Regions from separate parts of the Homo sapiens genome. Here all the other regions are linked to region 2. The links are chromatin loops, found by intact Hi-C in ENCODE. Cell type or tissue: ascending aorta. All regions are shown on one strand.

Region 1 (8,000 bases), 98 kb after region 2:
GCCAGAGCCGGAGAGAAAATGCCAAGTGCCATGAAAACAGGGCACCAGGCCGGAGCAGGGACAGAGAGCTATAGCTTCGCAGGGACAGAGGGGTGGCCAGAGTGACCCAGAGAGAAAGCTGGGGGAAGGGGGCATCAGGGAAGCCCCAGCCATCCCCCTCCCATGGAAGGAGTGTTGGGGGAGCTATGCAGATACAGAAGTACAGGAACGTTCGGCTGCTTGTATGGCCAGGAAAATGGGCGTAGGTCGCTGCGTGTCTGAGAGCGGGTGTATCCGTGTGTGCGGCCATGTATGTCTTTGTGTGTGTCAGCAAATGTCGGCATGTTTGCCTTTTTATCCCTGTGGCAAGGAGGGGGAAGCACGCATTGGTGCATATTTGTGTGTGTGTGTGTGTGTGTGTGTGTGTTTGAAAAGGTATTTGTGGCCGGGTGCAGTGGCTCATGCCTGTAATCCCAGCACTTTGGGAGGCCGAGGCAGGTGGATCACGAGGTCAGAAGTTCAAGACCAGCCGGGCCAAGATGGTGAAACCCCATCTTCACTAAAAAATACAGAAATTACCCGGGCGTGGTGGCGGGCACCTGTAATCCCAGCTACTCGGGAAGCTGAGGCAGAGAATTGCTTGAACCCGGGAGGCAGAGGTTACAGTGAGCCGAGATCACGCCACTGCACTCCAACCTGGGCGACAGAGCAAGGCTCCGTCTCAAAAAAAAAAAAAATAGAAAAAGAAAAGTTATTTGTGTACACACCTGAGCGAGCCAACTGCATTATGTCTCTGTGTAAAGATGTGTATCCATCCATCCGCCTGTCCGTCCTTGGGTCCATGTGAGCATGTGTGGGGGTGAACACACATTTGTGTCTACCTGTATCCAAGCATGTGCTCAGGGCTCCATGAGTCTGGGAGGTGTCGTGGTCTCCATGTGCCTTCGTCGCTATCTGTATCATCTCGAGGGGTTTGTGAGTGTTTATGTGTGCGCTGGGGGTGGTTGTGAACACAAGTCCACAGTTTCCTGTGTCCATACGTGCGTCAAAGAGGTACTGCTGTGTCGCTAAGCCTACACCAATATACGTGTCCCATTTCAAGAGGTGCGTGTGTGTTAATGGGTGTGTGTGACAGTGTGAACACAAGTCGTCGGTTTCCTGTGTCCGTAGGTCTGTAGGCTCGTCGATGGTCGTGGGTCTGGACATCGGTGTGAACAGGACACTTACATCCCCATCTTGGCGGTGATGGTGGTGTACGTGAGTTCACATCCTGGTTGTGTCTCTGTTTCTTGGCAGGGTTGGGATGGGGATGGGGGTCCATCCATCCACCCCCCACCCCTCTCTCCGCCTGAGACTCAGGACTGTGGCTACAATGGACTCCAGCAGCTCCAGGAACCGCCCCACCCGGCCGCCCTGAATTTCGATGCTTTTTCTAGAAGGAGATTTTTCCCCCCGCCCTTCCCCCTCGCCCACAGTACCTTTCCCCGCCAGGGCCCCGCTGCTCCAAGCTCGTTCCTGCTCAATCATTTATTGACTTTAAAATCGAAGCCAATTCTGGTTTGAAAAAAAGAAAAGGGAGAGAGAGAGAGGGAAAGAGAGAGAGGCAGGCCAGAGAGACAGAGAGAGAGAGAGTCCGAGACGCCAGTGGAGGGGGGAGCAGAGATGGGGCCAAAACTGGAATCAGAGACAGAGACAGTCAGAGACATACAAAAGGACAGAGATGGAGAAAGAGAGATGGAAAAGGGCAGAATACACCAGAGACCGATAAAAACAGACCGAGAAAAAGACAGCAAAGGAAAGAGGTTGTCATAAAAACAGAGACCAGCGGGGCAAACCATGGAAGCAGAAAGATTTGTAAAAACAGAGATGTGATTGTTAGGGAGGGGCAGGCCAGACCCCACTGACCAGCCGACAGCAGCCACCTGCCCAGAGCTGAAGGGTTTCCCTGCCCACCATGAAGGGCTGGCAGCCTGGAGACACCATGCCCACTCCCCTCTCCAGCCATCCTGGCACACTGGAACTGTCGTAACCTGGGCCTACAATCACACAGAGCCAAGCACCGGCCATCGCCCTGGGTCTCGCAGCCGCCCCAGCCCCTTCCTAGCCATGTCACCGGCGTATCCACAGGCATTTTCTCTCCCAGGGTGCTGTGAAATCTGAGGGGCTGGTGTCTCACCCAAGCCATGGGGGAGCAGGCTCAGATGTCTGGCGTGCTTGGCATGGGAGGCCGGGCTGGCAGCCTGGTGGGCAAGGGGCTGCTTGAGCGTGGGGTCTTGGTTCCACTAGGCCCCAAACATCGGCCACACAGCCCAGCCAAGTGTAGCACCAAAGAGGCCCAGCTCAGACACCGCTGGGTAGGCAGTTGTTGTGAGGGGCGCCCAACATGGAGTGGCCGTGGAACTGGAGGTGCAGATGTGGGGGTTCCCCACACTGCCATGGTGCTCAGGGTGCCTGCTCACACCTGCATGCACACTGCAACATGTATGCATGCCGGTGCGCCCTCGCCAACACGTACTTGGGCCTGCTTTCTACAGGAAAACCCGCTCCCTGGGCCACACACACGGCCATGCCACGCAGGCCTGCCCATGGCCGGCCCACAGGGGCTACACACAGACTCTAGATTGATTCACACTTGCATACACTCTCACCTGTGCATACAGGAGTGTGGTGTAGCCACAGCTGACACACACCCCGACAAACCCCTCGCCCCTTGACACCACTGCACACTCCCGGTAGGACCCAGACAAAGTAGGAGCCATACCCATGTGGACTGCCACTGTAAGCTGTGGACACACTTGGCACATGGCTGACAAGGATCAGGCTGGGCAGAGGGGACAATTAGGGCCTGGCCTAGAGAACCCCCACATGCAGGCCTGGCTGGCAGCAGGGCTAAGCAGCCCCTAGATGTCCCCTCTTCGGAGACTGTTACCAGCTGTGGCTTGGCCCTGCAGGCAACGCTGTCAGGGCCACTGTGGGACTCTGGGCAGCTTCTGTGCCCTCTTAGAGCCTCAGGCCACAGCCCAGGGAGAGTTGGGTGGCCCGACAGGCATCCTCGAAGCTTTTGCCGCAGCCGTGCGCCGCGCAGGGAACTTCGCTGCAGGCGGGACGCGCTCTAGCAACGCGCCAAGGTCGGCGCTGTTGTGCCCGAGGCTGACCCGACGGTGTGGCCGCAGCACTGTCGGCTGTGTCCACGGCTGCCTCCCGCCCCTCCCGCCTCCAGGCGACGGGACGGGATTCCCCAGGCCTGCCGGGTCCACTCCGCAGCAGCCCGGGTCGCTGGGGCCAGAAAGTTTGCGCCGAGGAAAGTTTGGGGGTGGGGGGGCAGAGGCTGCGACGTCCGGGGTCGGAGAGGCGCGGCCACCGCTGGCAGCGCGCCCGCCCCCCTCTCCCCTCCCCTGCCCCTCCGAAATTTGGGAGCCCCGCCATTTTCTTAGCCCCGCTCCCATGTGAGGCCTAAACAAAGACTTTGGGGAGACGCCCGGGCCGCTCGGCCCACCCCAGGCACCCCGGCCGCACGCAAGGGCCGCCGCCACGCACGCCGGCCACTGCCACCCTCGGGAACCGCTGCGCCCTCCCCAGGAAGCGTCGCGGGACCCAGTGTCCCCTCTGCGCCCTCGGGACCACCCTCTTGCCACTCTGTCAACCCCGCAAACACTGCCAGCGACCACGCTGCCCGGGTGCGCGCTACAGTAGCCCACAGGTCAGCCGGAGTCCCGCTGCCCATCGCACCCCAGTCGAGCGCGCACACACACACACACACACACACACACACGTACACGCACTCCCGCCTGCGCTCCACGGGCAGCGCCACGACGCAGCTGGCCACCCCCGGAACCCCCAAAAGGAGTCCGCCCGGTGGCCAGGGTCGCACGCGCACGGTGACGCCCGCACGCGTGCCTGGGCTCCCCGCGGCACAGCCTGCACCCCTCGGCGGCCCGCGGGCTCTCGGCCCCCCCTTCCCGGCCGCCGCGCGTCCCCTCCGCCCGCGCCGCCGGCCGGCCTCCCGCGCCCGCTCCCCTCCCCCGGTCGCGCGGGGGCGGCGGCCGGTACCTGGGTGAGGCAGTACGGGGAGTACATAGCTGGGCGCCCGGGCGGGAGCGCGGCGGCCGGCCGCGGCGAGGGGAGGCCCGGCAGGCGGCGGCCGCGCTCGGGCTCGGGCTCCGGCTCGGCTCCTCCGGCCTCCGCCGCGCTGCGCCCGCCCGGCCCGCGGCCCCGCGCTCGGCCCGGCGCCGCTCCGCGCTCGCCGCTCGCAAGCTCGGCCCCGCCGGCTCCGGGGCCGCCGCTGCCGCCGCCGCCGCCGCGCTCGCCGCTGCCTCTCGCGTCCGCCGCCGCCGCCGCTGCCGCCGCGCGTCTACTCCATGCCGCCGCCGCTCGGCCGGTCACCCTCGCCCGCCGCCGCCGCCGCCGCAGCCGCCGCGCTGTGAAAGTGAAAGTTTAGACAAAGTTTGGAAGCGGCGCACTCCGGGGAGAGGGAGCGGGCGGGCGGCGCGGGCGGGAGGAGGGGCGCGGGGAGGGGCGGGCAGGGCGGGGGAGCGGCGGCCGGCGCACACACACAAGCACACACATGCACACACACACACGAACACACGCACACGCGCGCGCGGGGGCGCACACCGACGCGGCCGCCCTGACACGTGCTGGCCCGCGTTCCAGCGCAGACACACGCTGACACGCAGCGGGACTCGGACCCCGCCACACATGTCACGTCCAGAACGCCTGGCCACACGTTCCGCCTTCGAACACAAAGCACACTCGGACACCAGTGCACACAAGGCACAGACACACAACCCCTACACACGGGCACACACACACAGCAGTCTGGGAAAACACCCACGACCCACGCTCTGACATGCACCGTCCCACCATGGTATCCAGGCACACAACAAGGAACCGCGTATAGACATACACCAAAGCAGGCGTCACGTAGACACACACTGATATACACGAAGACACACCAGTGCATGACACATAGAGATGCACACTGATGCACACACACTGACGCATGTTCCTGCAGAACACAGACACATGCAAGATCACACAGCCACACGCTGACACCTTCCAGACACACAATTCCTACACGCAGACACATACACAACACACACACATCGCAGTGCCAGAACACACTGGCAGTTGTGGCAGTACACCCCGATGTACAGAATGACACTGATGATTGAGAGGCCGAGGCCAGTGGATTGCTTGAGCTCAGGAGTTCAAGACCAGCCTGGACAACATGGCAAAACCCCTCTCTACCAAAAATACAAAAATTAGCTGGGTGTGGTGGTGGATGCCTGTGGTCCCAGCTACTTAGGAGGCTGAAGTGGGGGGATCCCTTGAGCCCGGGGAGGTCAAGGGTGCAGTGAGCCATGATAGTGCCATTGCACTCCAACCTGGGTGACAGAGCAAGACCCTGTCTGAAAAAAAATAACTAAATAAATAAGATGACACTAATGAAGGGAAGATACACAATGTCACATAAACACACACCAAACACCTGGAAGTGAATGCAAAGGACCCCAATACAAAGAGATACACAGCGTCACAGATACAAAGCAACACTGGCTGTCACAACACAACACACAGACACACACACACACACACACACTGGGTTGCCCAGATGTACCCACAGGCCTTGGACACACTGACCAACTGATGCCCAGGCGGCTGACAACCCCCCTGGGAGAATCATCTAGCCATGCACACAGGGATCACACACATACACCCATGTCCCTTACGTGCCCCCCCCCCAACACACTTGTAATGTGGCCCTGATCATCGACATAGGCAAATATAGCAGGAGACCCACAGCTCAGCTGTCAGGGACAGAATTGGGCATCAGGGCCTCCGTACATGTACACACACACACACACACTTTGGTGAGGTTCCAGCCCCTCTTGCGGGCCCTGACTCCTCATTTTCAGAACATAAAGGCCTGGGGGGAGAGGTAGTGCTGGGGACCCTGGAGCAAGGGGAGAGGAAGCCCTCTGGTAACCCTCAGGGTGGGTGGGGAGGCAGTGCCTACAGCCCCCAGGCAGCTCCTGCTGAGACAAAACACCCGCCTGCTGCCAGGTGCAACCAGCACCTTCTTGCTCTCTTGGGCCAAAAAGCTGTGGCAATTCTCAGCTATGCATTGTCTGTTAAAGGGGGTGTCAGTGCCCAGGGCGGGGGGTGCGCACGCACACAGGGTTGGCTGTGCCCATTGGGCTCTTGCAAGCAGGCACAAAAGTATGCATGTGTACGTGAGTATGTGTGTAAATGTCCCAGAAACGATATGCTCCTTGTCACAATACTGTATTAGGCTGTGTGGCAGGCAGTGTGTCTGTGGGTGTCTAGATGGGTCTGGTGTCTTCCGGGGACACTGAAGAAATGCAGGTCATGATAGGTGCAAGAGTCTGGCTGGGCGTGGTGGCTCATACCTATAATCCCAGCAATTTGGGAGGCCGAAGCGGGTGGATCACCTGAGGTCAGGAGTTTGAGACCAGCCTGGCCAATATGGTGAAACCCTGTCTCTACTAAAAATAAAAAACTTAGCTGGGCGTGGTGGGATGCCTGTAATCCCAGCTACTAGGGAGGCTGAGGCAGGAGAATCGCTTGAACCTGGGAGGCAGAGGCTGCAGTAAGCCAAGACCATACCACTGCACTCCAGCCTGGGGAACAGAGCAAGACTCTGTCTCAAAACGAAAGAGAGAGAAAGGGAGAGCTCACGCCTGTAATCCCAGCACTTTGGGAGGCCAAGGCAGGCAGATCATGAGGTCAAGAGATCGAGACCATCATGGCCAACATGGTGAAACCCCGTCTCTACTAAAAATACAAAAATTAGCTGGGTGTGGTGGCGTGTACCTGTAGTCCCAGCTACTCGGGAGGCTGAGGCCGGAGATCACTTGAACTCAGGAGGCGGAAGTTGCAGCGAGCTGAGATCGCGCCACTGCACTCCTGCCTGGTGACAGAACGACACTCCATCTATAAATAAATAAATAAATAAATAAATAAATAAATAAATAATAAAAATTTTAAAAAACAAAGCAAGAATCTTTTTGTGTGGATCTGTATGTTGTGCAGCAGAGACTGGGTCTGACTTTGTACTTAAGGTGTCATGAGGCAGAGAAGGTGCCTGCCCGGTCCTATACCAAGCACTGGGGACATGGTGGGGGAAGAAAATAAAGACCATGGCCAGGCGTGGTGGCTCATGCCTATAATCCCAGCACCTTGGGAGGCCGAGGCAGGCAGATCACCTGAGGTCAGGAGCTCGAGACCAGACTCACCAACATGGTGAAACCCCATCTCTACTAAAAATATAAAATTTAGCCGGGCATGGTAGCAGGCGCCTATAATCCCAGCTACTCAGGAGGCTGAGGCAGAATTGCTTGAACCTAGGAGGCAGAGGTTGCGGTGAGCCGAGATCGAACCACTGCACTCCAGACTGAGCAACAGAGCAAGGCTCTATCTCAAAAAAAAGAAAAGAAAAAAAGAAAAAGAGAGAGAGAGAGAAAGAAACAAAGGAAAGAAAGAAAGAAGGAAGAGGAGGGAAGGAAAGGAAGGAAGGAAGAAAGGAAAGAAAGAAAGAAAAGAAAAAGAAAAAGAGAAAGGAAGAAAGAAAGAAAAGAAAAAGAAAGAAAAAGAAAAGCAAGCAAGCAAGCAAGCAAACACCAGCCGGGCACGGTGGCTCACACCTGTAATCCCAGCACTTTGGGAGGCCGAGGCGGGTGGTCAGGAGATCGAGACCATCATGGCTAACACGGTGAAACCCCGTCTCTACTAAAAATACAAAACATTAGCCAGGCATGGTGGCGGGCGCCTGTAATCCCAGCTACTTGGGAGGCTGAGGCAGGAGAATGGCGTGAACCCGGGAGGCGGAGCTTGCAGTGAGCCGAGATCACGCCACTGCACTTCAGCCTGGGCGACAGAGCGAGACTCCGTCTCAAAAAAAAAAAGTGTCAGTGTAGGCCGGATGCGGTGGCTCATGCCTATAATCCCAGCACTTCAGGAGTCTGAAATGGGCAGATTGCTTGAGGTCAGGAGTTCAA
Region 2 (8,000 bases):
GGCGTCTGGCTCAAAGAAGGGCGCTCGGGGCGGAGAGGGAGGGAGGGAGGGGACGTTTGTTCGTTGGCATTGACCTCTGCGGGGGAGGGGCCGGGGACCCCTGCCGCGCCCCCGTACCCGGACGGGGATGGGGCGAGGAGGGGTGCTGGGCCCCAGGGAGGGGCGCCCGGGGAGACCCGCGGCCGGAGCAGTCCAGCCGCCGGGGGCACGCCGCTGTCCCGTTCCGTTAAACTCAACAAAGAAGGGATATGCGTATTCCTAACAAGTGCAGGATATTTAATTGATTCATAAACTTATGTATAATAGTTTGTGGGTTCTTTAAAACGTACTTTATAATGTAAGAAGCACCAGGGTTTTATGTTTAATTATCTTAAAAATAATTTTTCTCTCGTCCTTTTCCTTTTTGATCTTGTGTTGGTTGATTTTTTAAATGTCGAGGTGTTTTTTTTAAACTCTAAAATGTGAACGTTTCCTTCAGCCCTCCCACCGAAACAGAACGAACGACGAAACAAATAAAAACCCCAGATCATCCTCGTCAACGCAGGAAAACGACTTAAAAAAAAAAAAACTAAAAACGAACAAAAAAAAGGGAAAAACACTCAGCTTTCGTTATCCCCGCGCAGGGCGGGGCAGGCCCGGTTCTTTTAGCGTCCCCAGAGCCGCGAGGACATTACAACAAAAATAGAATTTTTTTTTCTTAATCTCTTAACATACAAAGATAGGAAAACTCTCTGATGCATTGCACTTGGTTCAATGAAAAAAAAAAGTTAATTTCCCCCATATATATTTTTGTTTTTTTTTTTTTCTCTCCTAACACGTCCCCACATCTCCTGTTGCCCTCATTGCCCCTCACAACACCACTTGGGAAAGGAGCAGCCCCCACCCCCTGCCCGCCCGGGCAGCCCCGCCGGGCACGCTCCGGCCCGGGCCCAGCTGGCCTGCAGCTTCCGACCTCGCCCGGGCAGGCGCCCCGCAGACCCTAGCTCCCACAGTCCCACAGAGCCCGAGCCCTCGACTGTCGTCGAGGGAAAGGGCACGTGGGCCGGACAGGGAGCCCCTTCTGCTTCGCTCTCAGCTCTGACCCTGTTTAGCCAACCGAACTGAAAAATCATTGCACTTTGACCGCGCGTCACGCCCGGCCCACCCGGCCCCCCACCCCCGGGGCCTTACTCCCCACGCCCCGGGAGACTCCCGCAGGATCCACTGCCCCTCAGCCCTGGGGTCCTCTAGGGCTGCACGCTGAGGACAGGGGGAGGGCTTCACTCAACTTCCAACAAAAGCCGCCCCTGGAGCCAGCCACCTTGTGGCTTCCAGCTGGGTAGCAGGCACCGTTCGCCTGCCGCTACGGCCCCAGGTCGCTGACCTCCTCCCCTCCCGTCACTCCCTCCTCTTCCCTCCCTCCGCCAGCTCGGGGCCACAGCCTCACAAACTAGATTCACAATAAATACAGCCCATAGCCCACCCCTACGTGGTGCAATGTTGATTTTCTCTCAGAGGATCCTGACCTGTGCTTTGTGTTTTCATACAATTAAGAAAGAGAGAGAAAGAGAGAGGCACAAGGACTCAAGAAGGGGCCAGGAACGGGAGACGCAGGAGGAGGAGTAAGGCACAGAAAGACAAGCCAGAGGGGCCAAGTCACACCCTGGAGGGGAGCTGGGCGTGCTCATCCTCCCCTCCCTCCCAGGGGGGCTTCTGAAGACCCTCTGGACAGGCCCCCCAACCCTCCCTTGAGGGAGGAGGGGGCTGGGGGGGAGAGCTACTTCCTGTGGTGTGTTACCAAATTGTTCCCAAGTTGCTCAAATGGAGGAGGAGTTCCCATTCCAACAGCAAAAGACCCAAACAATGAATGCCCCACCCCTAAATAAAGAGTAAAGACATTACAGCTAAAATCCAGAGAAAAGTGGCCACGTGGGGGGCGGGGAGGCGGGGGAAAGTCGGGGGGCACAGAAAGCTCCAAAACACTTTTGAAAAGGACGACACCCAACACCCTCCCAAGGAACTGAAAGTCGGCGAGCAGGACGCCTACCTAAGCGCAGGTGGTGGCTTAGCGCGGCAGCGGCGGCTGCCTGGTCCTCCTCGCTCGGCTCCGGGGTCCCCTTTCTGCTCCACCCTCCGGCCCGGCCCCAGCAGGGCAGTCTGCATGAGGGGCAGGGGCAGGAACTGATGGGGCGGAGCGAGGGCACCTGCATGCAGGGCTGGGGGCGGGGGCGACCTGGGGCCCGACTCCCCTCCCTCGTGGCAGGAAGGAGGCCCTCCTGGCCTGCAGAGAGAGGGGAAAGGGGGCCTGTCCCAGGCTGGGACGAGGCCGTCGAGAGCATTCCGACTTTTTCCTACGGACTGTACAGAGGGGTCCAGGGCCCCAGGACTGCTCTTGCGGCTCAGGGTGGGGTGTCAGAACACCCTCCATTCTGGGACACGCAACTAGCTCCAGGGGTCACCCCCTGCCCGCCTGGGGGCTTTTAGCCCAAGGGTGGGGTGGGGTAAGTGGAGGCTGCTCTCCCCCTCCTGGTCGGGAGCAGCTGGGGGAAGAAGCTGGAGCCTTGGCAGAGAGGGAGGGAGGGAGGGAGGGAGGGAAGGGCGGAGTCTGGAGGGGAGAGCCTGAGGGATCTAAACCCCATCATCTTTACAAGCTGGCCCTCCAGGCTCCCTAGGGCAGCTCCGGCTGTGTGGAGGGTGGGGTTCCCCTAGGAAGGGGTGAGGGTGGAGGCCAGGCCCCTTCAGAATTGTGCTGGTTGCTTTGTTTGGGGACTTTGTTCCTTCCCCAGAAGGCCGGGGCGGGGTCAGGGGGAGGAAGGCAGTTCTGCATCCTTTCTTGCTTTCTGTCCTCTACTTGACAGAGTCCATGTCGCGTGTTTCTTTCTGCTTGGCTGCTGGTGCACAGCTCCACCGAGACCCCTTCCAAGGGCTCTCTGAGAACTGGGCTGCTTCTGGGGCCCGCGGGGGTCCCCGGGCTGGAGGAGAGAAGGGCTGAGTGGCTGACGACGTGTAATTTTTGCTTTTCGGTGGGGCTGGGCTGGGCTGGGGGATTTTTCCATTCTCAAAATTTCTTCTCCCCCCTTTCGAGGAACCTCTTCTTCTCATTTTGTTGTTTCTTTTGTCGATCTTATCAGAGGAACCAGGACTGAAACAGGATGAAAAAGAGGCGATACTGAGAACAGCTGGGGCAGGTCCCATCTCACTCCTACCTGGCCCAGTGACCTGGCCCCTCAAGGGTCCAGCTCCCAAAGAGCCAGGGTGCCGGGCAGCCACCACCCACCTTGTTCCCATGGAGAAGAAAGGGCATCCCCATTCTCTCCCTCCCTCCTGCGAGAACCCCGCCCCCTCAGAGACTCTGCCCCTAGTGCTAGAGTCCAGCTGGCCTTCCCGTGGGCACTGTGCCCAGCGGGTGGGACCCCCATGGCTGGCGCTGGCACAGGCCTGAGATCTGGCCATGTTTCCAATTGTTTAGGTTTTTGTGTGGGTCCTGGAGGGTGGGGAAGATGCCAGGCTGGGGCTTTTGTACCCAGAGGGGTTTTAGGAATGGGTTGGGGGTGGCCCAGCTTCTTGCTGAGTTTTCTTTCTGTCTCTTTGGATTAAAAGCAGAAATTCCCATCTATATACCCCAGCCAAGGTCCCACAGGCTGAAAGACTGGGGGCAGGGGAACCACACAGCTTCAGTCCCTAGTAGCGCCAGGCCTGGGGGAGGGGCCACGTAGCCCATGGTGCTGGATCCTCTACCCTCAGGGCACCAGACATTGAGGAAGGACTTGAGGCTCCCTGGGGTGAGCGTCATTTCCTTCATATCGCCAGCAGGGGGCGCTGCCTTCCCACAGACAGGGCCTTGTCTTGTCTGCCTGTGTCTGGTGGCTCAGCTCAGAGCACACCCAGGGCAGACCCCAAGGGTCTGGGCTGCTTGGCTACGCCCTCCATCCAAGGCTCCAGCCCCACCTCCTGGCAAAGTGGTGGGTCAGGGTCTACTGTGGTCTACTGGGCCTGGGTGCACCTGGTAGTACCGTTGGGGCAAAATGAGGGTCCCTGAAAATGCATCTTGGGACCTCTCCCAGGCTGTCACAGACTCTGGTCTGCAGGGGCCAGGCGGAGCCAACTACAGAGCACATACCAGGTCCTGGTTCACTCCACCCCTGCCCTGACCCCACCAGGAAGCTAGGCACAGAGGGGGTACGTGACCTGCCTGAGGCCACACAGCCCTCGGGCAACAGAGCCAGGGTTCAAATGTAAGGGGCAGTGCAGGCTGTGCTCCTAACTGCTGCCTGTGCTGCGAGCACGAGGAAGCAGGGTCTGTGGTGGCCAGAATGCCTGTGCCCTGCCTAGGGTCAGGGTGAGGGCCCAGGGCAGCTCATCTGCCAACTTTTCAAAAGAAGCCAGAAGCCCAAACAGAATTTCGTGTGAAAATTTCCAATATTTAAAACATTGCTTTGGTCAAACATTCTGCCTGCAGGCCAGACCTGCTCTCAGGCTCTGGTTTGGGACTGAGGATAGGGACACTGAGTTTCAGAAAGGGCCTTGGAGATCATCTAGCACTTTCTGTGACAATGGAAATGTTCTCATTTCCATTGCAGTAGCCACTAGCCACAAGTGGTTTCTAAGCACTTGAAATGTGGCTACTGTAACTGAGGAACTAAATTTTTCTTTAGTTAATAATTTAAATGTAAACAGCCACACGTGGCCCGTGGCTACCACAATGGACAGTGCAGATCAAGAGCATCTGGAAATGTGGCGGTTTGGGATTGCCACAATGAGCAGGCGCTGCTGGGTGGGCAGAAATGCTAAATTTCCTGTATGTGCTGGACAGTACGCACAAGAGACCTGCCCTCCCTCAGTGGGGCTCCTCGAGCACCTGCCCCAAGTCCAACCGGTCAATTGACTACAGGCCAAACAGAGGCTCATTGGGGCCTGGCGAGGCTAAGGCGGAAACCCAGGCCTGAGGCATCCCCAGAGTGGGTGGGGGAGAACCGGCCCGCAGCCAGCTCCTGGGCTTCTGGCCCAGGCCCGGGGGTGGGAAGCGCCTGGGCTGGGTGACCCCCACCTGCCACAGGCTTGGGCCTGTTCCCTGGGACCCCCTTCCCAAGGGGAGACTATACAGGAACCCTGTGCCATTGCCCCGAGGTTGAGGGGGAGGCTGACTCTGGTGGTAAGCCCACCCCTCTCCTCACCAGGCAAATGAGGCTTGTGGACAATAGGACAGGGAGGGCCCCACCTGCCCTATCTGCTCCTGGCAGATCATGCCAGGGCCTCACACTGGCCCCTTTGGGGTCTCCTGAGCTGTACAGTTGGGGACAACTGCCAATGCTCAGACTGGGGGGTCCTCCTCAGGGAAGGAAGACTCTGGTTCCAGGTCTGGAGTTAGGGACAAAGGCTGCCCCAAGGGGGCTCCCCGGCACCTCCCCACAGGTCCCAGAAATGGGGGATCTGCTGCCAAGCACAGAGTGGCTTTCTCTGCTCACCCCTCCCTACTTCCTGAGCCAGGTCCAAAATTGATTAAAACTAAGTAAAAAGCGCTGCCCAGGGAATGACAAAATTGCTAAAATTCTCTTTTCTTCCCTCATTCTATTGTTCTCTCTCCATCTGGTGCTCCAGAGATCAGCTAAAGTCACTGGTTACTGTGGAAACCACCCCCGGCTGTACCCCCTGCGCCCGCCCGTTGCAGCCGCCTGCCTGCCCCCAGGCCCGAGGGCTCCAGCTCCGCTTGTCCAGCTTCCGCTCCCCCAACCACTCCCAGACACACCTGCCTGCTCAGGGGCCCTGGACCCCCGCTGGGACTCCTTCCTCCTACCTCCTGGAGCCTAAGACACAGGGAACATGGGGGGAGACAAACTTTCCCTAAACTCTGACTTGGCCCCCAAACGTCCAAGCAAAGTGAGCAAAGAAAGTAAAGGAGGCAGCGGAAACAGGGTTAGCAGGGACGGCTCGTGGCAGTGGTCCTCGGAGCGCACGACCGCAGAGCTGTGAGCAGCCCAGGCAGGCAGCAGGAGGGAGGGAGCGATGGAACCCTGAAGCCTGGTGCCAGCCCAGAGCTGGGAGGGGAGGCCCGCCTGCTGTCCCTTCCTCTCGCACCCCCTCCCGCCTCTGCCAGCAGGGCTCTCTCGGCCTCCCTGGCACAGAGCAGAGGGGGCTGGCTCCAGCCCCTGCTCGGAGCCATTGTTTTTCTTCTCAGCACCCCCAAGTTCAAGTTCATCTGGGTGTTACATCATGTCTGGTTGCTCCTGGAAACCAGACGGGTCAGACGTGACTCTGGGGAAAGGGGGTGGGAAGCTGGAGGGGGTTGAAGTTCTCTTCCCCTCCCCTCCTTGCCACTAGGGAGCTCTGAAGTTTGAAGTTTGACAAAGTTTTTTGGCTTTTTTTTTTTTTTTTTTTTGAGGGAAGGAAAGGAAAAGAAAAAAAAAAAAACAATCTCAAACCACACACACAACTTCCATCCACCAACTTTCTCTGGACTCAGGCCCCAGAACAGAGGCAGAGCAGGAGATGAGAGGTGGCCCCAGGGGCTCTTGAGAGAGGTGGATTTCCCCGGGCTGAGGACACCTCCAAGGTGGTGTTTTTGTAAAATGTGCAAAAGAAAGATCTTTGCATGTTCTTTTTCAAAACCCTGGGTGGTAAAAGCCTCAGGCCCCCTAAAGCTGCCTCTGTCCTCCTCCTGAGATGGGTCTTCCCTGTGCCCCCAAGGGCACTGGGCTCTGTGGGCACTGGCCTCTGGGGTCTCCACCTGGAGGGCTAAGAGTAGTCTTATGCCCTGCTTGTGACGGGGATCTGTCTCCTGGTGAGAACTAAGGGTGGTGTCAGCAGGGGATAGGAGCAAGGATGAGGTCTCCAGCATGCTGGCCTTCTCCCTAACAGGACTCCTGGAGACTTGGGTGAGGGGCCTCTAGGGTGGCGGCCTGCCCTGCCCTGCCCTCAGTGCCAGTTCTGGGCACGCAGCCCACCAGGCCCTCTGTCCCTCCTCCACCCGTCACCCAGCCCACCCAACGCCAGGGGAAAGGGGAGGGCTAGGGGCCGGGGCTTCCAGTCGGGGCAGGTGAAAGCAGTGAGGCAGACTCTATTCTCCTCCCGATGGGCCTCAGGCTTCCATCTTTGCTTCTACCAGGCCTGGCCCAGAGGGCCTCTAGACTTGGGTCCTTGGCCGCCTTCCCCAGGGCCAGGGCTGTCAGAGCTAATTATCCAATTAGCTGATTAGCCAGGGAGCCTGGGGGCTGCCTGGGGAGACAGGCTCAGCTGGGCGTGCAAAAGCCTGGGCCCTCCAGCCCCACCTCAGACCTCTCTCTCCCTGTTAGCCCCAAGGACTCCAGGCTCTTCCCTAACACCAAGATGCCCCCCAACCCTGACTACTCCCCTGGTCCCTGCATCCAGGTGGTGGGCAGGGTCTCCTACCTGAGACTGCTGTGGGATGTTCAGAAAGTTGCCGTCCCGGGGTCCGATGCTGACAAACCGGTTGGCAGAGGAGGCGCCTGTCGTTGCGAATGCTGTGGGGAGCAGGGGAGAGAGGGAGAGACCCTGTCAGGCCTTGGGGCCCACCTGGGCACTGCCCCTCGGGGCTGCTGAGAGAGGGAGAGACTGAGTTAGACCATGCTGCCCGAGTTTAGGCTGGCAGTGGGAAGGATGGGCCAGAGGGGCATCTGAGCTGAAGGCCAGGCTCCGAGCCTGCCCCCCACTACAGAGGGACACCCTCATCCTCTCACTGACCAGGAACACACACTACACCCCCGACACACACCCACTCAGAAGCCACAGTCTCAGCCAGGCATCCTTTTTCACAGCTGGGATGAGGGAGAGGCCCTGGAGGCTGAGACAAGTCTCCTGGACCCAGTTCCACCCGCTAGTGAGGCACTGGGCAGGGCTGGGGATAGCCCTGGTCCCCAGGTACCCTCAGTGGATAACCCTGCTTTCCCACTGGCCCCTCTCAGGTACTGAAGAGAGGGGGCCAGGGGAGGGTGGAGGCTTTGGCAGTCCGGCCCCACCCTGCTTCGGGAAGGCCTTCCCAGCCAGGCTACCTCTCCAACCTGGGT
Region 3 (8,000 bases), 66 kb after region 2:
TAGCACTGGCCTCATTACCCCTTCTAACCCACTCTTCCTCTGGCATCCCAGGTCTCTGTAACACTAGAGGGTGGCCAAGAAGGACCTTGCCTCCCAATTCACAGCCCACTGTGAGCTATCCCCCAAATAAGGCCCTTTGGGCTTTCCCTCCCCTCCAGCATGGGTCACTGCAGGTTCACGCCTACGCCTACGGGAGGAAGCCTTCTAGAAGATATCATCGGGCCTTTACCCAAAGCCTGCCAGGTACACGCAAGATTCTCTTATTCTTAGAGATCTAGGAACCCCTAGGCCAGGACCTTGCTCACAGTAAGTTGACTAAGTGTGCATTTCATGGATAAAGGGAATTCTACCATGCTTTGGAAGCGCCAAAAAGTAAACCAAGTTCTCAGGAAGTCCTTCTGCACGTCTGGACCCCAGCCCTTCTGCTGCAGAGTAGCCCTGTTTCCTCTGGGTCAGCAATAGAGCACGGCTGGTCACCATGCCCATAATTATGGGATCAGGCCTCTAGGTCCCCTCTGGCTTGTTCACGGTCGGCGCTTTGCTGGCTCAAGCTCCGACAAAGGTGACTCTTTTTTCCCCCATGTCATAGCCTCCAATTCAGCCAGCAGAGCAAGCACTCTACTGAGAAACCCCCTGCATGTTGTAGGCAATGGGAGCTCTTGACTGGTTGGGTGGACAGCACTATGAACAAAAGGGACAAGAGCAGGTGGTCAAAGGAGTCTGAGAATAAGACCAAGCCCAAGCATAAGGATTGGGTCTGGGCATTTCTGTTCTCCTCTTTGGGGTCATGCCCCGCTCTGAGGCCAGCCTGAGCCCCATCATTATTCCACATCACCCAGACCCAGCACCCCAAGTTGTATTAACAGACACGAATGTCCAAAACAAAGGTGGCCAGGGCCAGCTTCACGGGTGTGCAACTTGCGTGCCCCCCACGCTTGGTTAAATGCTCTAACTGATGTCGTGCTGTAATTCCTAAAAATTTTGAACAAGGAGCCCCACATTTTCATTTTGCACTGAGCCCTGCACAGTATGTAGCTGGAAGGCCCTGAAAATTATGTAGCCACCATGGCTGGCTAGGATCTGATCATGCTTGGAGTTTCTGTGTTCAATTCTGAACACTCCAGTTTCAGAAATTTTATGAATCAGAGGGACCAAAACAAACCAGAGGGCTTCCAGGAGGTGGTTACCAAAATGGCAAGGGCACTAGGAGCCATGTGAAATGTGGGAGGCATTAGGGACTGGTGATATTCAGGCTGGAGAGGAGACAGCTTCCTGGGGAGAAGGGTGGAAGGGAGACATAAGAGCTGCCTTTGGTATTTCAAATGCTGTCCTGTTACAGGAAAATCAGCTTTCACCTGGGTCATCCCTTAAGAGAAAAAAAAGACCAACAAGTAAAGGTGACAGAGAGTCAGCCTTGGGCTCCCTAAATCATAACAATTGTCCTCAATCACAGCAGCTGCCGTCCTGCTATGTGCCGGTATCTTTACATATTAGCTGGTTTAATCCCTGGAACCATCCTACAAGCTAGACATGGAAGAATGGAAGAATTTTACAACCAAAGCTGACCTTTGAATGACAGTGACACCTCTTCTGGGATGTTCTAAAGGGGACCCTACATTGGGTTAAAAGATAATCTGTAGATCCTGCTAATTTTAGGCGTCAGTTCCAGGGCCCTGCGATCTTTGTCAGCCCTGGCACCAGATGGCGCTGCCTCAAAGACGCAGACCAGTGGCATTTCTGGGCCTTGAAAAAGGAGGCAATGGATGAGGCGGCACAGGGTCCATGGTGGGGGTGGACCTGGAGAAAGCGGCGGGTGCTCCTGTGGACCCTCCCACATACTCACCCCAGAGCCAACAGTCGGGTTGGGCATCCAGCAAAGGCTTGGGGAACCTCGCTGGCACCAGCCCCGTCTTGGCAGTATGGACACAGCTGAACAATGCCCTCCACCGCCAAGGAAGGACGTGGATGGGCAGCCCTCCCTCAGACCTGAAAACTAGTGCCTGCTACAAAGCCCCAAACCCTAAACTAGAGTGCCGAAACCAAGAAGCTCTCATACCTGAGAAGGCAACCCCACAGGTGAAAAAGTTCACTTAGACAAATCTTCAGGTGCTAACCCATTTCCTGCGACAGGTAAGGCTAAGCTCAGCTGTCCCGGGACCTGAAGGTAGGGAGGGAGGGGAGGCCGAATCTGCTCTCAGAGCACCACACTCACTGAATCACTCGGGGCAGCGCAGCCTGCAGAGTCCAGCTGAGGAAACCCCACAGGACAAACAACCTGTTTCCTTCAACGACAACAACAATGACAACTGCCAGAAAAGAAACCAAGACTAAGGAAGAGGAAGAGGAGAAGGACTACCTAGAGATTATGATGAGTCTTTTGAGACTGATCAACCCATCGCAATGCAGGACTGACCCCATCTGGATCCTGATTCAAACAAACTATAAACAAAAAATTAAGTGATAATTAGGGAAATGTGAACATTAACCAGTATCTGATGATACTAAAAAAAAATGCTGAATTTTTAATGGGTATAATAGTGGTATTGTGGTTTGGTTTTTCAAGAGTCCGTATCTTTAGAGATGTGCACAAAAACATTTACAGATGAAAAGCTATAATGCCTGGATCTTCTAAATAACTCAGCATGGGTGGGCAGTTGGGAGGATGGTTGAATTGAGATTGGCCGTGATCTGGCGATTGCTGGCACTAGTGGTGGGTACACAGGAGTTCTTTCTATGTGGGAAGCTCTCCATCATTAAAGAGTTTAGATAAAGAAAAGAGCCACCACTCAAATACCTGGACTTCGTGGGGATTCCGCTGCAGGCGCACAGGAGGGATCTGACAGGGTGACGCTGACAGTTCCATTCGCTCAAGTATTTTGTTAGCTTTGGATTTTTTTTTTTCTTTCCTAGGACCAAGGCTTAGGTGTCAGGGAAGGTCTGAAGGCACTGGTTCACCTTCAGGGTGCTGCAGAAACTTTGGAGATAGTCTAGCAGCGGTTCTAGGCCAGCTCGGCCATCCTTTCTCACACAAGCAGAGATCTCTCTCCTGGCCCTCCCCAGCTCACCCGTCCCTGGCCACCTGTTCTGGGATACCCGCTTTGAATGGAAGGATATCACCAGGAAATGGATACCCTCCTCCCCACGGCAGTGCTCTCTGACCCTGCCCTGCCTCAACCTCCCTTCCTAAACACAGACAGACACACAGACAGACTCCTTCCCAGCAGGAAGGCCAGCCGCATGGCAGCCTTTTGGACCTAGTATTCTGTATTTGGACCCAGTATTCTGGGAGTGGAGTTTCAACGCCAAACACACGTCCTTTATTCCCTCTCGAACATGTCATCTCTTGAAGCTTCATCTGGGACATAACAAGGGCTCAGGAAGGCCATGGGTGACAATGGCACCTGGGAGCAAAGCCACACCCCCACATTTACCACCACATCACCGTTACTGTCATGAAACCCAGGACCCCCAGCTCAGCCCAGATCTGGCTCTTCAGCCCTGTCTTAAGAAAAGGAAAAACACTTATTTCAGAGTCCAAAGCAGCTCTTGTCTGAGCCTGTGCCATCCCGGCCCCTGTCCCCAGTTTATCATCCTGGAAGGAAGGAGCAAGTGGCAGCTCTGCTGAGTGTGCCTGGCAGGCATGGGCATGGAGAAAGTGGTGCCCACAGATCGATGCTCTTTGGTGGCTCAGCCACAGAAGACATTTTCTAGCAAAGCAAGAAATGTTTTTATTTCTTGCCAGCTCAAGGAGGAAGCAAGCCATGCCTGGTCTGTGCCATCTCAAGACCACCCAACCCAACTCCAAAGAGGAACAAGTGATGCAGCCCACTGGTGGCCCGGGCTGCGCCAACTCGCCTCAACTCACTTCAGGAAGGCACACTCAAACTAAAGCAATTCCAGTGAGAAAAATCCTACCTTCACTGAAATTATCTGGAGTCTGGGGCCTGAATGATATAAAATACACCCTTAGTTCCCTACTCTGCTTTTGTAGAGGAGACTCGGCCTCAGCCCCAGCCCAGAGAAGTGGCCTCGGCTACATGGAATGGGGTATGAATTCACTCATATTCCTGGGCGAATGATCTCTTAAGCTGGCAGGGAGGCATGGTGGGGCCTTTCTTCTGGCCAGGAAACGGTCTGCTTCCTCACATACTTTTCATCCTACCTTAGCCCCACACTGGCAGCAGTCAAGAATTCGGCCTAAAATAAAAGAGGCCAGGGAAACAACTCAGCTACAAGGATCCAGTCAGAGAGCGGGGTTGGAGGAAGCCAGCTCAGAGGAAGATGAGTGTTGATTTTCATCTTAGATGCTCTCGAGCCCCTGGTTCTAAAATTGGAAGGTGCAGAATCCCCTTGTGCAGGAGTATCTGATGGCCACACTGGTAAGCTCGAGGCTCCGAGCCTTCTGCAAGCCACCAGTCACCTCCAATACTACCAGGCACACACCCTCCCAAATCTGGCTTGCTGTATAGACAGAGAATGAGGGGATAACTTTTTTTTCCCTCTCAGTCTGTTTTCCAAAAAGAAAAAAGACAAAAGAAAAAATTCAAGCTGAAGGGAGGGGGAATGACTGGCACCTGGCCCTTCTGCATGACGGGTCACGATGGTCACACAGGGCCGGATGCAGGCCTAGAAAGATCCACAGAAGTAGGTAGAGACTTGGGGGGTGAGAGTGGTGTCCCCTGCTTCTAACCAGTTACCAAAGCAACCTCTCAGGACAAGAATTCCAATACCACCTTCTCCTCTCCACAGTTCTCCAACATGTAAACTCAGGGCTCACTCTAGTCTAGATTACATTCCTGACGCAGTGCTGAAAGCACCCCCAAACCCGAATTTTATTTCTGGATCCAGTTATATCATTCCTCCCAACTTCCCAAACAGGCAAGGGGGTGACCACAGCCATTGTGAATCACTTTTCTTTTTTGTGAATGAACAGGAAGAAAGACACAGAGACACACACTCGCGGAGAAACAACCTTTGCGAGAGTTGAAGTTAAGCCACATTCTCTCAAATTCGCATAAAGAGAGGAAGAAGGAAAATGAAGGGGAAAAAATACTGGAATGGTGGAAAGGAAACACACACACACACACACACACACAGAGAGAGAGAGAGAGAGAGAAAGGTTTGGTAGCCCTCTCATTACAAGTTGGTTGGGCATAATGTAAACACACTTCTGCCTTGCTTAATCACAGAGTGCCGCCCGTTTAGGTTTCAAAGGCGGCAGTAAATTGGGCGTAGCTGAGTGGAGGCTAAAAATTAACCAGCCATCTCTGTTTCAATTTGTAAGAAAACAAAAGCGGAAAGAAATTATAAAAAGGGAAAGGGTAAGGGAAAAAAGGAACAGAGGAGGAGAACTAAACCACCCTGACCCAAAATGCAGGGTAAAACTGGAAAAGCGAAGAGAAGCAGAACTACTTGGAACACAAAAGGAAAAGGAGATTTTACAGAGTTTTTTTTTTTTTTGGTTTGTTTGTTTGCTTGTTTAAGACCTCTTCCACAGCAACGCTGCTCCCTGCCATGCCTGTGCCCCGAGAAAGCCTCTCTGCTCCCCAGTGCCAGGGCTGTGGGCATCCATCCTGAGGCCTTGCCACTTTAGCTGAAATAAGGAGAAGGGAAAGAGCTCAAGGAATCTCGTCCTTGTTTTCACTCTCTATGAAATCAAATTACTTTCATACTGACAGCCAAATCCCAGCCAAAACAGCTCCCGCCTGAGTATTTAGGCCACAGAATCTGCCCACTACTGTCTTCTCTCCTCTTTTCTGTTCATTCAGTCTCATATCCCAGGGTTTCACATGCCCCTTCTCTCCACCGGACTCCTGCCCATCCCGCTTGTACCAAACCCAGTTTTTCCTGGGACTGGAGGTGAAGCTGCAGTAAAACTAGCACCTGCCCCTCAATACTTCTTCTGACTCATTTTAATAAGAGCAATTACTGGTTTGCTGTTGTTGTTCATCTCAAACTCTCACCATCATGGATAATTCTGGGGGCATCATGTCCCCAATCCTAAGACCTGCAGCATCTTTCTGATCAGATAAGTCCTCCAAAGATGGAGATGCACAAAGTCGATACCATGGCCAGGGGGCAGAGGAGGAAGAATAGAACAGGTCGGGGGAGACAGAAGACAGGAAAAAGGAAAAGGGCCCATAGAACCGTGTTGCAGGCCCCGCAGGACGGGCATACACCAGTTAGGCCCATGGCGAGTTATCGCTTGGAAATTAGAGGAACAATAAACAGAACAAATGCCAGCAAGGAAAATAAAATGAGAGGGAAAAATGGTTGAGAACGACCTACCCGGAGTGTGGACAAAGTAAGCCAGATAAAGATCCAGTTCTTTGATTGTGACTCCAATGTGATGTGGCTGGACGCACAGGCCGGGGTTCGAGCACTGAGGCGACTTGTAGAGCCGCTCCCCATCAGTACTTTCCAGGGGGATCCCCTTAAACAAAATCACCATGACCAGGTCCAGCCGCCACACCTTGTCAGCCTGGCGCAGGCAGTCAATCCGCCGGATCTTGCCCTTCTGGTCGGGGTTGGAGAGCACGCAGCAGGGGGGCTTCTTGCCCGTGATGGTCAGCACGAAGTCCTCGCGGAACTCGGGCCGGATGTCCTTGCGCAGCTTGGCCAGCAGCCGGGATGCCCACTTCTGCTTGATCTCGGGCTTCTCGCCCAGCAGCTCGTCCTTCACCGCCCGCTCCTCGTCCTTCGACATCCGCTTTTCATGCTTCTTGAAGTACTTGCGCTTCCGCGCCTGCAGGTTGAACCAGGTGTAGGAGAAAGCGCGGACGTGAGGCAGCAGTGCCTCGATGAACGGGTGGAACTCATCCTGCAGGCGGCAAGCCGGGAGCATGCGGGGCGAGGGAGGACGGGAGGAGGGGAAGACGGGATGAGGGGGAAAGAGAGAAGGAGAAAAGCAGCGTTAGAAGGGGGGGCACAAGGAAAACCGCCTTCTCCTCCTCCTCCCTCCCCCCAACAATTTTCTCTTGCGATTGTTCTACGAAAGTGTGGTTTGAAGCCACCACCAGCTTCGCCAGCCACTTGCTCCCATCTCAGCCTCAGCAGCCAGACAGAGGCACCGGGAGCCTCTACACACACCTATTCTCTCTCTCTCTCCCTCACTCACTCACACACACGCGCACAGACAACGTTGCCGTCCACACACACACGCTGCTGGTATCCCCGCCAGGCTCTGTCGCGCCCATGACATCTCCATGTTCTATCGCAGCCGTGAACTCCTGTCAGCTCGCCCCGGCACAGTGTCCGTCTGCACAGACGCCCGTGGACGCACACGCGGGGGCGTGCGGGGCCGCCTCTGGTCCCCGACACCGGTCGATTTTTGGCCGCCCCCAAGAAGACAGAAAATGACATCCACGAGCAAGCGAGTGAGGAAACAGATCAGGCTTCCCTCTCCCCAGGCTGTTTTCATTTTCTTTTCTCCTGATCCAGTTGGAACATCCACCCCAACATTTTTTAATCAGACCTAAATCCTAAATATGTGATTTCAGCTTTGTTATCGACACCAATACTAATGTTAATCACAGTAATAATGAACAAAACACTTCTTGTTAGCACAAATAAGGTGCTTGTCTCGGCCACATTAGGGTTAAAAGCTACATGGGTCTTCTTGCGACCCCTTCCCCAGCCTCCCACAACCCCTTCACCCTTTTTCCCACTCAGTCAGGTGACAGAAGGATGGGCTCTCTCGGTTTTGTTTGGTTTTTTTTTTTTTTTTTGGTTGTTTGCTTGTTTGAAGTTTAAATAATAATTGATTTCTGTTTACAAAAATAAAACTGGAAAAAATTAAATAATTACCATTGATCTGAAGCACCCGGCAAAGCCCAACGCCCGATTCTGAGATTCTGGACTCAAAAGAGTTGTGAGTTGGGGGCGGGTGGGGGGAGGGGGGAGGAGGAGGAGCAGGGGAGGAAGGTAAATGTTTTAAAGGGGGTTATTATTGGTGTTCTGGGGAATAGGGGCCGGGCTTGGGTGGATTCTCAAACCCTTCC

What was found. Hi-C counts contacts between places; a loop is a spot of excess contacts. Peaks named below come from ENCODE experiments on the same cell type or tissue, not always from the same donor. Only the 100,000 strongest peaks of a DNase experiment are listed, where the experiment ranks them.
Region 1: it touches region 2 in a loop (2.8-fold over the local background); 62 of 110 quality-filtered maps call a loop at or near these places.
Region 3: it touches region 2 in a loop (3.0-fold over the local background); 25 of 110 quality-filtered maps call a loop at or near these places.

The regions. Positions count from the first base shown.
Region 1 is chr19:12,991,894-12,999,893 of GRCh38, reverse strand. NFIX (nuclear factor I X) reads right to left here and starts at 4,419. Exons shown (of 11, transcript NM_001365902.3): 1 at 4,030-4,419. The coding sequence starts at 4,056. RefSeq lists an enhancer at 3,550-4,138 and a silencer at 4,313-4,472. In ascending aorta, a CTCF peak has its summit at 3,143; DNase peaks (open chromatin) are centred at 2,383, 3,114, 3,673, 4,443 and 3 weaker places; H3K4me3 peaks cover 4,949 bases; H3K27ac peaks cover 5,000 bases.
Region 2 is chr19:13,089,756-13,097,755 of GRCh38, reverse strand. It overlaps NFIX (nuclear factor I X), which reads right to left. Exons shown (of 11, transcript NM_001365902.3): 10 at 7,366-7,457; 11 at 1-3,121. The coding sequence ends at 3,107. Among named protein-coding and RNA genes, the nearest start is that of LYL1, 9.1 kb to the left of the region's middle. RefSeq lists an enhancer at 974-1,837 and a silencer at 2,149-2,238. In ascending aorta, CTCF peaks have their summits at 1,279 (motif pointing left), 2,506 (motif pointing left) and 3,772 (motif pointing right); DNase peaks (open chromatin) are centred at 3,355, 3,785, 4,965, 6,125 and 7 weaker places; H3K4me3 peaks cover 3,412 bases; H3K27ac peaks cover 7,900 bases.
Region 3 is chr19:13,023,841-13,031,840 of GRCh38, reverse strand. It overlaps NFIX (nuclear factor I X), which reads right to left. Exons shown (of 11, transcript NM_001365902.3): 2 at 6,289-6,820. Among named protein-coding and RNA genes, the nearest start is that of NFIX-AS1, 13 kb to the right of the region's middle. RefSeq lists enhancers at 6,133-6,952, 7,919-8,000. In ascending aorta, a CTCF peak has its summit at 1,693 (motif pointing right); a DNase peak (open chromatin) is centred at 1,717; H3K4me3 peaks cover 7,267 bases; H3K27ac peaks cover 8,000 bases.